2 separate regions of the Homo sapiens genome follow, and region 1 is linked to region 2. A link is a loop called in an ENCODE intact Hi-C map of the cell type or tissue named here. Cell type or tissue: OCI-LY7. All regions are shown on one strand.

What was found. Hi-C counts contacts between places; a loop is a spot of excess contacts. Peaks named below come from ENCODE experiments on the same cell type or tissue, not always from the same donor. Only the 100,000 strongest peaks of a DNase experiment are listed, where the experiment ranks them.
Region 1: it touches region 2 in a loop (6-fold over the local background); 3 of 110 quality-filtered maps call a loop at or near these places.

The regions. Positions count from the first base shown.
Region 1 is chr16:14,669,057-14,677,056 of GRCh38, reverse strand. BFAR (bifunctional apoptosis regulator) reads right to left here. Exons shown (of 8, transcript NM_016561.3): 8 at 7,821-8,000. It overlaps PLA2G10 (phospholipase A2 group X), which reads left to right. Exons shown (of 4, transcript NM_003561.3): 4 at 4,308-4,509. The coding sequence ends at 4,450. Among named protein-coding and RNA genes, the nearest start is that of PLA2G10, 21 kb to the left of the region's middle. In OCI-LY7, no CTCF peak of the experiment used is centred here; DNase peaks (open chromatin) are centred at 4,176 and 4,456; H3K4me3 peaks cover 1,201 bases; H3K27ac peaks cover 2,423 bases.
Region 2 is chr16:14,602,229-14,610,228 of GRCh38, reverse strand. It overlaps PARN (poly(A)-specific ribonuclease), which reads left to right. Exons shown (of 24, transcript NM_002582.4): 8 at 1,106-1,171; 9 at 1,910-1,948; 10 at 3,703-3,745; 11 at 6,003-6,083. Among named protein-coding and RNA genes, the nearest start is that of PARN, 24 kb to the left of the region's middle. In OCI-LY7, no CTCF peak of the experiment used is centred here; DNase peaks (open chromatin) are centred at 718, 1,578, 2,028, 3,928 and 1 weaker place; H3K4me3 peaks cover 4,618 bases; H3K27ac peaks cover 5,905 bases.

The DNA of each region.
Region 1 (8,000 bases), 67 kb before region 2:
AGTGGTGAAATCTGAGCTTTTAGTGCACCCATCACCCAAGTAGTCTACATTGTACCCAATACATAGCTTTTTATCCCTCCCCACCTCAGTCTCCAATGTGTCCGTTATACCACTCTGTATGCCTTTGTGTACCCCCCATAGCTTAGCTCTCACTTATAAGTGAGAACATACAGTATTTGGTTTTCCATTCTTAAGTTTCATCAGTTAGAATAAGTGACGTAACTTCCTTGCAATCCCTATCAAAATACCAACATCAATTCATCCAAGTTGCTTCATCCAGCTTCATCCAAGTTGCTGCAGAAAACATTTTGTTCTTTTTTATGGCTAAGTAGTATTCCATGGTGTATATGTAACCACATTTTCTTTTCCTTCTTTTTTGAGAAGGAGTCTTGTTCTGTCACCCAGGTTGGAGTGCAGTGGCGTGATCTTGGCCCCCTGCAACCTCCACCTCCTGGGTTCAAGCGATTCTCCTGCCGTAGCCTCCCAAGTAGCTGGGACTACAGGCATGCGCCACCACGCCTGGCTAATTTTTGTATTTTTAGTAGAGATGGGGTTTCACCATATTGGTGAGGCTGGTCTTGAACTCCTGACCTCGTGATCCGCCCACCTCGGCCTACCAAAGTGCTGGCATTATAGGCGTGAGCCACTGCACCCAGCCACCACATTTTCTTTATCTGCTCATTGGTTGATGGGCACTTAGGTTGGTTCTATATCTTTGCAATTGTGACTGTGCTGTGATAAACAAATGCGCGCACGTCTTTTTGATATAATGATTTATTTTCCTTTGGGTAGATACCTAGTAGTGGGATGGCTAGAAAGAATAGTAGATTTACTTTTCGTTCTTTGAGAAATCTCCATACTGTTTTCCATGGAGGTTGTGCTAACTGATCTTAGCACCAGCAGTCTAAAAGCATTCTTTTTTCATCACATTCAGGTCAATGTCTATTTTGACTTTTCAATAATGGCCATTCTGGCTGGGGTAAGGTAGTATCTCATTGTGGTTTTAATTTGCAGTTCCCCGATGACGAGTTATGTTAAACATTTTTTCATTTGCTGGTCATTTATATATATTTTGAGAAATGTCTATTCATGTCATGTGCCCACTTTTTTTTTTTTTTTTTTTTGAGTCTTGCTCTGTCACCTAGGCTGGAGCGCAGTGACATAACCTCAGCTCCCTGCAACCTCTGCCTCCCGGGTTCAAATGATTCTCCTGCCTCAGCCTCCCAAGTAGCTGGGATTACAGGCATGAGCCACCACACTAGGCTAATTTTTGTATTTTTAGTAGAGACGGGGTTTCACCATGTTGGCTAGGCTGGTCTCGAACTCCTGACCTCATGATCTGCCCACCTTGGCCTCCCAAAGTGCTGGGATTACAGATGTGAGCCATCGTGCCTGGCCATGTGCCCACTTTTTGATGAGGTTTTTTCTTTTCTTCTTGCTGATTTGAGTTTTTTGTAGATTCAGGATATTAGTCCTTTGTCAGATATGTAGTTTGCAAATATTTTCTCCCATTCTGTGGGTTGTCTGTTTACTCTGATGATTACTTCTTTTGCTATGCAGAAGCTTTTTAGTTTAATTAAGTCCTATTTATTTATTTTTGTTTTGTTGCATTTGCTTTTGGGGTCTTAGTCATAAATTCCTTGCCTAGGTCAATGTCCAGGGGAGTTTTTCCAAGGTTTTCTTCTAGAATTCTTATGGTTTCAGGTCTTAGATTTAAGTCTTTAATCCATCTTGAGTTGATGTATATGGTGAGTTTTGTAGATGGTGAGAGATAGGGATCCAGTTTCATTCTTCTACATGCAGCTCTTCAGTTTTCCCAGTACTATTTATTGAATAGGGTGTCATTTCCCCAATTTATGTTTTTGAGTGTTTTTTTTTTTTTTTTGAGATGGAGTTTCACTCTTGTTGCCCAGGCTGGAGTGCAATGGTGCAATCTCAGCTCACTGCAACCTCCTCCTCCCGGGTTCAAGCGATCCTTCTGCCTCAGCTTACCAAGTAGCTGGGATTACAGGCATGTACCACTACGCCCAGCTAATTTTGTATTTTTAGTAGAGACGAGGTTTCTCCATGTTGGTCAGGCTGGTCTCAAACACTGAACCTCAGGTGATCCGCTTGCCTTGGCCTCCCAAAGTGCTGGGATTACAGGCATGAGCCACTACGCCTGGCCTTGAGTGCTTTGTTGAAGATCAGTTAGTTGTACGTGTTTAGCTTTATTTCTGGGTTTTCTATTCTGTTCTGTTGGTCTATGTATCTACTTTTATATTAGTACCATGCTGTTTTGGTTACTATAGCCTTGTAGCATAATTTGAAGCTGGGTAGTGATGCCTACAGATTTTTTCTTCTTTTCTTTTTTTTTTTAGATGGAGTCTCTCTGTCACCCAGGCTGGAGTGCAGGGGGCATGATCTCAGCTCACTGCAACCTCTGCCCCCCAGGTTTAAGTGATTCTCCTGCCTTAGCCTCCCGATCAGCTGGGCTTATAGGCACACACCATCATGCCTGGCTAATTTTTGTATTTTTAGTAGAAATGGGGTTTTACCATGTTGGCCAGGCTGGTCTCGAACTGACCTCAGGTGTTCCACCCACCTCGGCCTTGCAAAGTGCTAGGATTACAGGCGTGAGCCACTGTGCCCAGCCTATTTGGCTCTTTTTTAGTTCCATGTAAATTTTAGGATTGTTTCTTCTAATTATGTGAAAAATGATGTTGGTATTTTGATAGGAATTGCATTGAATCTGTAGATTGCTTTGGGTAGTATGGTCATTTTCATTACATTGATTCTTCCAATCCATGAGCATGGGATGTATTTCCATTTGTTTGTGTCATCTATGATTTCTTTCGGCAGTGTTTTGTAGTTCTGTTTGTAGAGATCTTTCACCTTCCTGCTCAAGTATATTACTAGGTTTGGGGTAGCTATTTTCCTTTTTTTTTTTCCAGCTATTATAAAAGGGACTGAGTTCTTGATTTCATTCTCAGCTTAGTCCTTATTGATGTATAGCAGTGCTACTGGTTTGTAACCTGAGACTTTATTGAATTCATTGGTCAAATCTAGGAGTCTTTTGGAGGAGTCTCTAGGATTTTCTAGGTATATGATTGTATCATTGGCAGAGGTAGTTTGATTTCCTCTTTTCCCATTTGGATGCCCTTTATTTCTTTCTCTTTCCTGACTGCTCTGGCTAGGACTTCCAATACTTTGCTGAATAGAAGTGGTGAGAGTGGGCATCCTTGTCTTGTTCCAGCTCTTGGGGGAATGAATGCTTTCAACTCATCCCCATTCAGTATGATGTGGGCTATGGGTTTGTCATCTATCACTTTTATTATTTTGAGGTATGTTCCTTCTATGCCTAGTATATTGAGGAGAAGTATGTTTCTTTAAAAAAAATATTATTATGGGCTGAGAGTGGTGGCTCGTGCCTGTAATCCCAGTACTTTGGGAGGCTGAGGCAGGTGGATCACTTGAGCTCAGGAGTTCAAGACCAGCCTGGCAATATGGCAAAACCCCATCTCTACTAAAAATACAAAAATTAGCTGGGCATGGTGGTGGGCCTGTAGTCCCAGCCACATGGGAGGCTGAGGTGGGAGAATGGCTTGAGTCCAGGAGGCGGAGGCTGCAGTGAGCCACAACCTTGCCACTACACTCCAGCCTGGGTGACAGAGACAGACCTTATCTCAAAAAATAAATAATTACTATTATTATTTTTAAATAAAGGAATCCCCAAATGAAGTCGTGTAATATCAGGCCAGGCATGGTGGCTCACGCCTGTAATCCCAGCACTTTCGGAGGCCGAGGTAGGTGGATCACCTGAGGTCAGGAGTTCGAGACCATCCTGGCCAACACGACGAAACCCTGTCTCCACTAAAAATACAAAAAAAATTAGCTCGGTGTGGTGGCCTGTGCCTTTAGTCCCAGCTACTTGGGATGCTGAGGCAGGAGAATCACTTGAACCCGGGAGGCGGAGGCTGCAGTGAGCTGAGATCATACCACTGCACTCCAGCCTGGGCGACAGAGCAAGCCCCCATCTCAGAAAAAAAAAAAAAAAAAAAGAAAAGAAAAAAGAAATCGTGTAATATTGATGCAGAAGAGCAGTATGGCAGACTTTGGACTCTCCATTTGAAACTTTCAATTTCCTTTTCTGTAAAATGGGGCTGACATCACCTGCTTCCTGGGGAGCCCTGCAGATGGAGATCACGTGGTGGGCTGTCAAGTGTCTCAGAAATGTAATTTATGACCCGTCCTGCCTCTTGCTTTACTGGTTTCCCTTGAGTCTCTCCAGGTCCCTGCTCTAATCTCAGTTTCCCCACTTCTTCCAGGACCGGCAGAGAACAAATGCCAAGAACTGTTGTGCAAGTGTGACCAGGAGATTGCTAACTGCTTAGCCCAAACTGAGTACAACTTAAAGTACCTCTTCTACCCCCAGTTCCTATGTGAGCCGGACTCGCCCAAGTGTGACTGACTACCTTGACTTGAAATGCTCTTTTGCACAAGGAAATAAAGCGTCCTCTCAGTAATGAACAACAGCATTCAGTTATTTGCAGAAGGGAACCGAAGCCAAGTGATAAAGCCACAACCTTGTGTTTGCTTTCCCTCCCAATCCCAGAACTCAGGACTGGAGCCCATGTGGTTTGCAGTTAAAGGCCAAAAGTCCTGCACCTATTTTATAAAACTATGACTGTGTTTATCACTGTGTTGGGGTCGGTTCCATTTTTGAGGTTCCATCTTTATGAAAAGATAACCTGTCTTCTAACCTGCTTGGATGGCTGGTAGTCAAATGTGAACGAACACCTACCGTGTGCCTGGCCATGTTCTATGTTCTAGGCTGCAGCAATCAACAAGATGGCCATACAACACCCACCCGGTGAAGTTCAAGTCCAGTAGCTGTTAGCTTAAGAAAGAGTATTCCCTTATCCCACTACACCTTAAAATGTATTTGCTGTCCTGCAGCGTTGGCTCATTTCTGTAAGCCCAGCACAATGATTACAAAAGTGGTACATACTTGTTGCTTCTTAAAAAAATGAAAGTGCAGAGAAATATAGAGCAGAAAGAAAAATCACTCCAATTCCCACAATTCAGAATAATCTGTTAGGATCTATAGTTTTAAAAATGTAGTTCAAGGCCGGGTGCTGTGGCTCACGCTTGTAATCCTAGCACTTTGCGAGGCCAAGGCACGTGAATCACAAGGTCAGGAGTTCGAGACCAGCCTGACCAACATGGTGAAACCCCGTCTCTACTAAAAATACAAAAATTAGCCAGGCGTGGTGGCACGCGCCTGTAATCCCAGCTACTCAGGAGGCTGAGGCAGGACAATCACTTGAACCCAGGAGGTGGAGGTTGCAGTGAGCAGAGATTGTGCCACTGCACTCCAGCCTGGGCGACAGAACAAGACTCTATCTCAAAAAAAAAAAAAAAAAAAAAAAAAAAAGGGTAGTTCAGATTATACTGTATGATGTTTATAAACTTTTCTCCATGTCATAAAAAATCTTTGGAAACTTCATTTAAAATGTCTGTGTTAGGGTTGGATGAGGTGGCTCATGCCTATAATCTCAATACTTTGGGAGGCTAAGGAGGGAGGACTACATGAGGACATGAGTTCAAGACCAGCCTGGGCAACAGAGCAAGACTCTATCTGTATAAAACAAAAAAAATTAGTAAGGCATGGTGGCATGCACCTGTTGTCCCAGCTACTCGGGAGGCCGAAGAGGGAAGATAACTTGTGCCTAGGAGTTCAAAGTTGCAGTGAGCTATGATTACATCACTGTACTCCAGTCTGGGCAACAGAACAGGACCTTGACGCAAATAAATAAATAAATAAATATCTGTATTAGATACCATTTTATAGATTGACAGTTTTTGGATATTGGAGCTATTTTCTGTTTCCATTAGTTGCTTGATGAGGATGCTTGTAAATAAATCTTCACCACTCCCTTCCCCATAACCTATTCCTTAGCCCAGATTTGCAGAAATGGCATTTTTGGATCAAAGGATCTGAATATTTTTTGAGACAGGGTCTCCCGCTATCACCTAGGCTGGAGTGCAGTGGTGCAACCTCAGCTCATTGCAGCCTCGACCTCCTGGGCTCAGGCAAATCTCACTTCAGCCTCCCAGGTAGCTAGGACTACAGGTGCGTACACTCACATCTGGCTAGTTTTTTTATTTTTAGTAGAGATGAGGTTTCCACATGTTGTCTAGGTTGGTCTCGAACTCCTGGGCTCAAGTGATCTGCCCACTTCAGCCTCCCAAAGTGTTAGGATTACAGGTGCGAGCCACCACACCCAGCCGGGTCTGAGTATTTTATTTTTATTTTGCATTTTTCGGAGACAGAGTCTCACTGTGTCGCCCAGGCTGGAGTGCAGTGGGGCAATCTCGGCTCACTGCAACCTTTGCCTCCCGCGTTCAAGCGATTCTCCTGCCTCAGCCTTCCGAGTAGTTGGGATTACAGGTACTGCCACCACACCCAGCTAATTTTTTGTATTTTTTCCCCCTGAGATGGAGTCCTGCCCTGTCGCCCAGAGCTGGAGTGCAATGGTGTGATATCGGCTCACTGCAACCTCCACCTCCTGGGTTCAAGCAATTCTCCTTCCTCAGCCTCCCAAGTAGCTGGGATTACAGGCACACGCCACCACACCTGGCTAATTTTTGTATTTTTATTAGAGATGGGGTTTCACCATGTTGGCCAGGCTGGTCTCGAACTCCTGACCTTGTGATCCACCCTGCCTTGGCCTCCCAAAATGCTGGGATTACAGGTGTGAGCCACTGTGCCCTGCCAATTTTTTGTACTTTTAGTAGAGATGGGGTTTCACCATGTTGGTCAGGGTGGTCTTGAACTCCTGACCTCAGATAATCCACCCACCTCGGCCTCCCAAAGTGCTAGGATTACAGGCATGAGCCACTGCATCCAGCCTGGACTATTTTAAGACACCCCCTTTAGATGTACCCATCCTGCTATGATTGGTAAGAAGAGGTAGAGGCAGCCTGTGGCCCCTGATCTGAGTGTGCCCGTCCCTCCTGCTGGTGATAAGGAGTAAGGTCCTGCCCAGCCTGTTTGCTCTACGCCATGGCTTTGCCCCAGTCCCTGAGCAAATCTGGGTATTACTCATCTTTGAAGCAGGGTGTGGGAGCAGGTGGCGACAATGTGAGAGGCCATGGGGTGGAGGTGGATGGCCCAGGCCCAGCTCTGCCAAAGCCAGCCAGCGCCAACTTGGTGTTTTGCCAGCCATCCTCCATCTATTCACCTGTAAAGGATACTGGCAACCCCTGGGTGGCATGAGACCAGGGATATGCAAACACTGCCATGTGAGTGTCCATGGGAGGTCACAAGCATTAAATAGGTAAAGTCAAGCAACCCTGGGGCTTGATGTGCAAACACGAGCAGGAAAAAACCCATTTTCCCTTAGGGTGGCTCCTCGGCTCAGTATCTGCGTCAGGCTGGGGGATTTAAGCATGACTAGACTGACTAGATGACTTTTTTTTTTTTGAGACGGAATCTTGCTCAGTCACCCAGATGGAGTGCAGTGGCATGATCTTGGCTCAATGCAACTTCTGCCTCCTGGGTTCAAGTGATTCTCCTGCCTCAGCCTCCCAAGTAGCTGGGACTACAGGTGCGCACCACCGTGCCTGGCTAATTTTTGTATTTTCAGTAGAGACGGGGTTTCACCATGTTCGTCAGGCTGGTCTTGAACTCCTGACCTCAAGTGATCCATCCACCTTGGCCTCCCAAAGTGCCGGGATTACAGGCGCGAACCACCACGCTCGGCCCATGGCTAGAAGATTCTATCCGGCAATGCAGAAGTTTTGTGTTTTCTAGACAATTGCTTTTTCTCTACATATAGGTTTTATCTATATAGAAATCTTTATTTTTATTTCAAGTAATTTCTTCGAACTTCCAGATGCAACTTTTGAGTAAAATTTTCACTCAAAGATACAAAGGGTTAATGAATGGTTCATGGAGTCACAAGATAATATTTTGGATGTAGGCCTATTTCTGCAAGGCCTGTCTTCCAAGATGA
Region 2 (8,000 bases):
AGTGTTGAGATTACAGGCATGAGCCAGCATGCCTAGCCGGCATATTCAAATTAGTGTAACAGCAACAAATTGTAAATAGAGTTCCATGTATTGTACTTGGACTTGCTACATGTCACTAGGCAAGAGATTTCAGTACGTGGTCAGACCTGCGTGGATTTTTTATTTTATTTTATTTTTTTTAATAGAGACGGATCTCACTATGTTTCCCAGGCTGGTGTCAAACTCCTGAGCTCAAGGGATCTTCCTGCCTCAGCCTCCCAGAGCGCTGGGATTACAGGCGTGAGCCATTGTCCAGCCCCTTTTCTTGTTTTTTAAATGCTAATCAGCTGACTTCTAAAACTTGCATGGACTGAATACCTGACAGCCACTGTCCAATGTCCTTGAAGGCAGAGGAGTGGATCAGGCTTATCCAGCCTGTAGCATGTCCATGTTCTCTTTGCTTGCAGTAAAGGTGCCGACAAGCAGATGTGATTTTGGACAAGTGTCTGGTCTTGCTCAGCTTAGTTGTTGGTGTAACCATTTTACTGGGAAAGTCAAAAATTAAATCACTTGTATTGACGAGTCCTTGAGAAGTTGTCACTAATAAATAGCAGCAGTAACCCTCTTCCCCCCAAAATACGCCAAATAAAGCTTTTTTATTTTATGTTATTTATTTTTTGAGACAGGGTCTCGTTCTGTTGCCAAGGCTGGAGTGCAGTGATGCGATCACAGCTCACTGCAGCCTCAACTTCCTGGGCTCAGGTGATCCTCCCACCTCCGCTTCTGGAGTAGCTGGGACCACAGTTACACTGCACCACTCCCAGCTAATTTTTAAGATTTATTTTTTGTAGTGAGGGGCTCTCAGTATATTGCCCAGGCTGGTCGCGAACTCCTGGGCTCAAGTGATCCACCCAACGTCGACCTCCCAAAGTGCTGGGATTCTATGCCTAGGTCAAAATAAAGCATTTTTAAAAAAGTCTTTGAACTAAAATTTCTAGGGTAATTTGGTAGAATTACATTGTCACATGTTCTTATAGTTAGACTGTTTTTGGTTGTGATTATTTTCTTGGTTGATGACTTCATTCCTTAAAGGTACTGATGGTTATGGTCTATTCTTATTCCTCAGAGAGAAAATAGAGGATTTATTACAAAGTGAAGAAAACAAGAACTTGGATTTAGAGCCATGTACCGGGTTAGTTGTCCTGAACATTTCTGCATGTCCTTTTTTTGGAAAGGTAGATGGTTTGTGGCATTTGATGCATCTAGTCTTTTAAAAACAGCTTTATAAAGGGTCTTTTTATTATTGCTATGTTCTCAAGAATTAAACACTAACTTTAGCGTTACACAGTGGGGATGACTGTGTATACTGAGACACTGAATGAATGCTTTGTCCTGTACTTGGAGCGGAGAAAACTGTTGTGCAACCTTGACTTTCAGTTATGCCCAAGAGTGGCATAATTAATTTGGCCTTGAGGCGCGCTTAATACGTGAAGGCTTCAGAAGAAAGAATTCACTTTCAGGCTACTTCCACCCTTTTAATTTCTCTCTGTATTCAGAGAACATTAGCATTTCAAAGAGTCAGTAACGTGATTGTCTTTTTTTCCTTTTACTTTGTGAGGAGTTTCACAAAAGTATTTCAATGCATCTGTCTACTTTAAGCTCTCTTTATGCAGCTGCAGGAAGCAATATTTTGATTAGACGAGAACTTCTACCTCTTCAGTAAAAGCAGCATAATATTAAAGAAAATTTTAGAAGACAAGTGATGAGGAAATCCCCCCACCTCAAAAAACCTGCGTATTTTTGTTTGCAAATTACCTATCAGTTCTAATGAAGTCTCTTTTTAAAGCGAAATCCTTCTCAACAAATGCTTGATCAGTTTGGATTTACTTCTAATGAGCCAAAATCAATACCTTTTCTTTTGTTTTTATAGGTTCCAAAGAAAACTAATTTATCAGACTTTGAGCTGGAAGTAAGTATTTATATTGTATGCAGCAGCTCTGTGGGGGACCCAGGATTTAAAGACTAAATATAATCTCTTAGTTCTCATTTCCTTTTTGAAATTCTGCGGTTCTCAGTGATTTGACTACATGAAGTTCCCCCTACTTTCTTAAGTTGAATACTCACTTAATTTTCTTTTGTTATTGTTTTTTAACAGATGCTTTAAGGCTTCTTAAAATAATTATCACTTTGGTGCATCTGTTAAGCTATGGATTGGTAGTGTTTTTGTCCTTTGGGGTATACAATAAATATTTGGTTTTCAGACCTAGGAAATACTCAGATGAATGCTTTTGGTAAAGCAAGAGTTCTTAACTTAGGGTGAGACTATGGATGGGTTTCAGGAGGTCTGTGAATCCCCTGAAATAACATCCAGACTTTTGTGTGTGTATTTTTCCAAGGATGTTTCCCTTGGTTTCCTTGTGTTTGCAGGTGGGTCTTCAACTCAGAAATTGAACATTGACATAGACAGGTGGACATTTCCATTTGACTTTGGGGACCTTGTTCTTCTGTTGGAATCTACCAGTGACATGTATACTGGGAATATACTTTGAACACAACAGGAAAGGGCTGTTTAGTTTGCCCACACTCCTTTCCTGTCATGTCGTCCTTGCAGCCTACTCCACCTGCATTCCAGATCCCTCTCCTCCTTGGCTGATGCAAGCTGTTAATACCATGCAAAACTACAGCAGAGCTGGCCATCTAAAACCTCCTCTTTATATGCCCTGTGCAATCTAAAAAGACTCAGGCCGGGCGCGGTGGCTCACTCCTGTAATCCTGGTACTTTGGGAGGCCGAGGTGGGCAGATCACCTGAGGTCAGGAGTTCAAGACCAGCCTGGCCAACATGGTGAAACCCCGTCTCTACTACAAATACAAAATTTAGCCGGACATGGTGGCACATGCCTGTAATCCCAGCTACTTGGGAGGCAAAGGCAGGAGCATCTCTTGAACCCTGGAGGCAGAGGTGCAGTGAGCCAAGATTGCGGCTTGGCACTCCAGCCTGAGTGGCAGAGTGAGACTCCATCTCAAAAAAATAAATAAATAAATAAAATAAAAAGACTTTCACAATTTCAGTTAGGAAACATTTTTATATTTGGAAGCAAGATTTGACTCTGTGGTAATGAGTTGACTGTATTTTGAGATGTAGGACATTTTAGAAAGTGCCTAAGTCCTGGTCAGGCGCAGTGGCTCACACCTGTAATCCCAATACTTTGGGAGGCCCAGGCGGGAGGATCACGAGGTCAGGACATCGAGACCATCCTGGCTAACACGGTGAAACCCCGTTTCTACTAAAAATACAAAAAATTAGCTGGGTGTGGTGGCAGGTGCCTATAGTCCCAGCTACTTGGGAAGCTGAGGCAGGAGAATGGCGTGAACCAGGGAGGTGGAGCTTGCAGTGAGCCGAGATCGCGCCACTGCCCTCCAGCCTGGGCGACAGAGAGAGACTCTTGTCTCAAAAAAAAAAAAAAAAATAGAAAATACCTAAGTCCTAAAAAAAATTAATTTGAAGTCAAATCCACGTTTATGTGTTTAAGAGCAAGGGTAAGGAAACATTTAGCAGCTGAAACGTTATAAAATAAATGTGCTGTAAAGTCTCCATTGTAGTGATAATTATTTTGTAGTTAATAAAACTTACTTAATTAGTAGCTGGATAGTTGCTTATAAAATACTTTGGGATTTAGCTGTCATTGACTCATCTACTGATACTATGTTTTTCTTTTCTTTAGGTATCCGAAAGGCATTCATGTTGAGACTTTAGAAACTGAAAAGGTAACCCCAAGAATTATCTAGGGCTAACATTAAACACATCCATTGTTACACTGTTAGGGGTTTCTTTTTTTTTTCTTTTTTTTTTTCCCTCAGGGTCTTTCTCTGATTACCCAGGCTGGAGTGCAGTGGTTAGTCACGGCTCACTGCAGCCTTGACTTCCTGGGCTCAGGTGATCCTCCTACATCAGCCTCCCAAGCTGGGACTACAGGCTCGTGCCACCATGCTTGGCTAATTTTTTATATTTTTAGTAGAGACAGGGTTTCGCCCTGTTGCCCAGGCTAGTCTTGAACTCCTGGGCTCAAACAATTTGCCCGCCTCGGCCTCGCAGAGTGCTGGATTACAGGCCTGAGCTACCATGCTCAATCCTTAGTGTGCTGAAAGTCAGAATTTGTATCTTGTCTGTGCTTGTTATGAGCTAGGTAACCTAGGGTAAGTCATTTGATCTCTTTAAGCCTAATTTTCTTCTGTACATTGGGACTGAGCATGATAACGGTGATCTATACTTTCTCATAGCCTTTTTATGGTGATACCGTGGGTAAGTGGAAGTGATGCCTTGTAAACTTGAAAGTATACAAATATTAGTTTGTATTCTTACTATGGCAGAAAGCTATAATGGTACATGTGAAGAAATGGCTTCATGTTGCGTGGGCAGACAAAATTAAATTTTAGAATTTGGGTCGTAAGCACAGCTATTGTCCTGAGTACACAGGGTACACTGATAGAATTGTGATGGGAAGTGGGTGGCTAGTGGTGGGTTCCTTCTGCAGTTTTTCAATTTTATAATTTGTTGTTGCTGTTAAGTCAGGTATAAAATTAGAGATTAAATAAAGTAGAAAAATAATCTTGGTAGATAATTTATCTTTAGTGGACACAAAATATATGAGAAAGAAAGTACTAGTTATCTGACACTTTGGCAGAAAATCCAGAGTTTTTTCTTATGGTAATACAACATATATATGTAAGTTTTGTTAATGTTAATACAACATATACATTTTACTTTAAAACTCTTCAGAAGTCAATGTTCAAATGCAATATAACTTTTTTAGTATTTGTCATAGGAAATGTCTTATTCTCACAGTCTGTTGATATTTTTAACTGATGTCTGTTGGGTTGAATTAGTAAACCGTAGGAAAATGTCATGGAAACACAGAGACAAAATTTGGTTTGTAATGCATTAGCTCAACTTATGTTGGCATTTCAAAGTATTTTCTGTTGTATTTGGCTCATGAAAGACTACAGTGGCTGGGCATGGTGGCTCAGGCCTGTAATCCCAGCACTTTGGGAGGCTGAGATGAGCAGGTCATTTGAGCCCAGGAGTTTGAGACCAGCCTGGACAACATGGTGAAACTCCGTCTCTACTAAAAATATAAAAAGAAATTAGCCAGGCATAGTGGTACATGCCTGTAGTCCCAGCTACTCAGGAGGCTGAGGTGAGAGGATCATCTGAACCCAGAAATTTGAGGCTGCAGTGAGCTGTGATCATGCCACTGCACTCCAGCCTGAGCAATGGGAGTGATAACCTGTCACACATACAAAAAAAGTGTGCGGTTACAAAAATTACAACTTCTGGCTGGGTGTGGTGGCTCATGCCTGTAATCCCAGCACTTTGGGATGCCAAGGTGGGCAGATCACTTGAGGTCAGGAGTTTGAGACCAGCCTGGGCAACATGGTGAAACCCTGTCTCTACTACAAATACAAAAATTAGCTGGGCGTATTGGTGCGCACCTGTAATCTTGGCTACTCTGGAGGCTGAGGCAGGAGAATCACTTGAATCTGGGAGGCAGAGTTTGCAGTGAGCTGAGGTTGTGCCACTGCACTCCAGCTTGGGTGACAGAGTGAGACTGTCTCAAAAAAAAAATTCTAATGGCAGCAGAAATCTGAATTTTTTGGATTAAGTTGTCTCTAGAAAATTGTATATATCTGTGGCCAGGACCGTGGCTCACACCTGTAATCCCAGCACTTTGGGAGACTGAGGCGGGTGGATCACCTGAGGTGGGGAGTTTGAGACCAGCCTGACCAACATGGAGAAACTCCGTCTCTACTAAAAATACAAAAATTAGCCGGGTGTGGTGGCACAAGCCTGTAATCCCAGCTACTCGGGAGGCTAAGGTAAGATAATCGCTTGAACCCAGGAGGCGGAGTTTGCAGTGAGCTGAGATCATGCAATTGCACTCCAGCCTGAGCAACAAGAGCGAAACTCTGTCTCAAAAAAAAAGAAAAAGAAAAGAAAATTGTATATCTGCTTTATGTCTTTTAGAAGGAGCGATATATAGTTATCAGCAAAGTAGATGAAGAAGAACGCAAAAGAAGAGAGCAGCAGAAACATGCCAAAGAACAGGTAATTGGGCTATGTTAATTCTTGGGGGGTGAGAAATGGCAACATAAATATTGATTTATTCCTGTCTATTTCAGATCATATGTTGGATTCAATTTAATGAATAGTTTTCTTTCATAGAACAATGGAATTGGCAGAAAAACCTGGACTAGAATAAGGGGAAGTTAGATTTAAGCATGAGACGTAGCTAGCAAAGTGAGTCTGACGTCACTGATGACCAGTGTCTACTTAAACCAGTCCTGAAGAAAGTACTCTTGATTCTCATTTAGCTTGTGTCACTGAGTGTCACTATCCTTTAATACTGCAACGTCTAACTTCATGTATAGTTACTAGTTTTCCTTAAACCAAGTTCAGAGCACATGATCTGACAGATGAGGATGACATGCTTAGGTTGTACTGTTGGAACATCACCCTGCTTGCTGTGTGAAGAATGGTTTCGAGTGAGTAAGACTGGAGGCAGGAGACTAGTTAAGCTGTGGAGTAACCTAGCTAGGAGATGTTGGTGACCTGGCGTAGGATAGTGAGTAGCAGTGTAGATGGAATCTGGAGATACTTGGAAGGTAGAATCCATGGAATTTATGACTGAATGTGGGTGGTGGAGGAGGAAGGGGGAAGGAGGAAGATGCTCATGCCAGACATTTGCACAACGGGGTAGACTGCACTCCATTCACTTGGAGGGGTTGGCTGGAGTGACATCGGTTGGGGGAAAAGGTGGAGGAGAGAGGAGTGGGTTTGCATGTGGATGAATGTCATGCTCATATGTACATTAGGCAGGGTCACTCCTAATTGACTTAACCACAATGACCCACTTTGGGAGACAGCATATTACCTACACAGGGAAAGATTAGCAAGAGGTGCTGCCTGTGGTCCCTGTCCCACATACTAAAAAGGACAACGCAGAAACAAAAGGTGCCAGTTAGAGGCCAGGTGTGATGGCTCATGACTGTAATCGCAGCACTACTTTAGGAGGCTGAGGTGGGAGGATCACTTTGAGCTCAGTAGTTTGAGACCAGTCTGAGCAACATAGCGAAACCCCATCTCTACAAAAAATACAAAAAAAATTATCCAGGTGTGGTGACGTGCGCCTGTAGTCCTAGCTACTTGGGAGGCTGATGCTGGAGAATTGCTTGACCCCGGGAGGTGGAGGTTGCAGTTGCAGTGAGTTGAGATTATGCCACTGTACTCTAGCTTGGGTGACAGAGTGAGACCTTGTCTTAAAAAAAAAAGATACGAGATGATTGCAGCATGTGTTTTGTGATGTGGCTTCACTGAGGATGAGTTCTAGGCTGCAGCTCAGGGCTTTGATACTCTGCAGCTCTCTTCTGAGAGGGCGAGGCAGAGAGCCCCACACCTCCTCAGAACCCAGGAGGCAATGAGGAACTGTTTCATGACAGCCTCCCAGGAGTGACAGGGAAGGGGGTGGGAGCTGGCCTCATAGCAGCTCCTTAGAAGCCTCTGCCTCCCACCCTTCCCTCCTGATGTGTTGTGCCAAGACGCAGATGAGTCTGTGGCCAAGACGCAGATTAGCCTTTACCTGCATGGCCCGTTTTGATACATGCAAGGCCACCAGGGCACCATGGCATCCCCTAGAGTGGAAAAAGATGTTCCCCCAGAGTGGAAAAAGATGTTCCATTCTGGTTTTGACCTGATGAGGTTTCGAGTGTTTTTAGGACATGCAAGGGTGGATGTCCTCTTAGCAGGTTTGTCAGTGTTGAGCACAGGAGAGGGGTGAGGGCTAGGCATGATTGTCATTGGCAGAGAGACTGGGACTGGATCAGAGCAACTGCAGAGTACGTGAGGAATGAGAAGAGGACCTGGGGCTGAATCCTGAGGATCAACAGCATTTAAATGATAGGCAGAAGTCGACAAAATGTACCGGGAGATTATTGTGGTACACAGCCAAGGGAGGAGAGAAAAAGG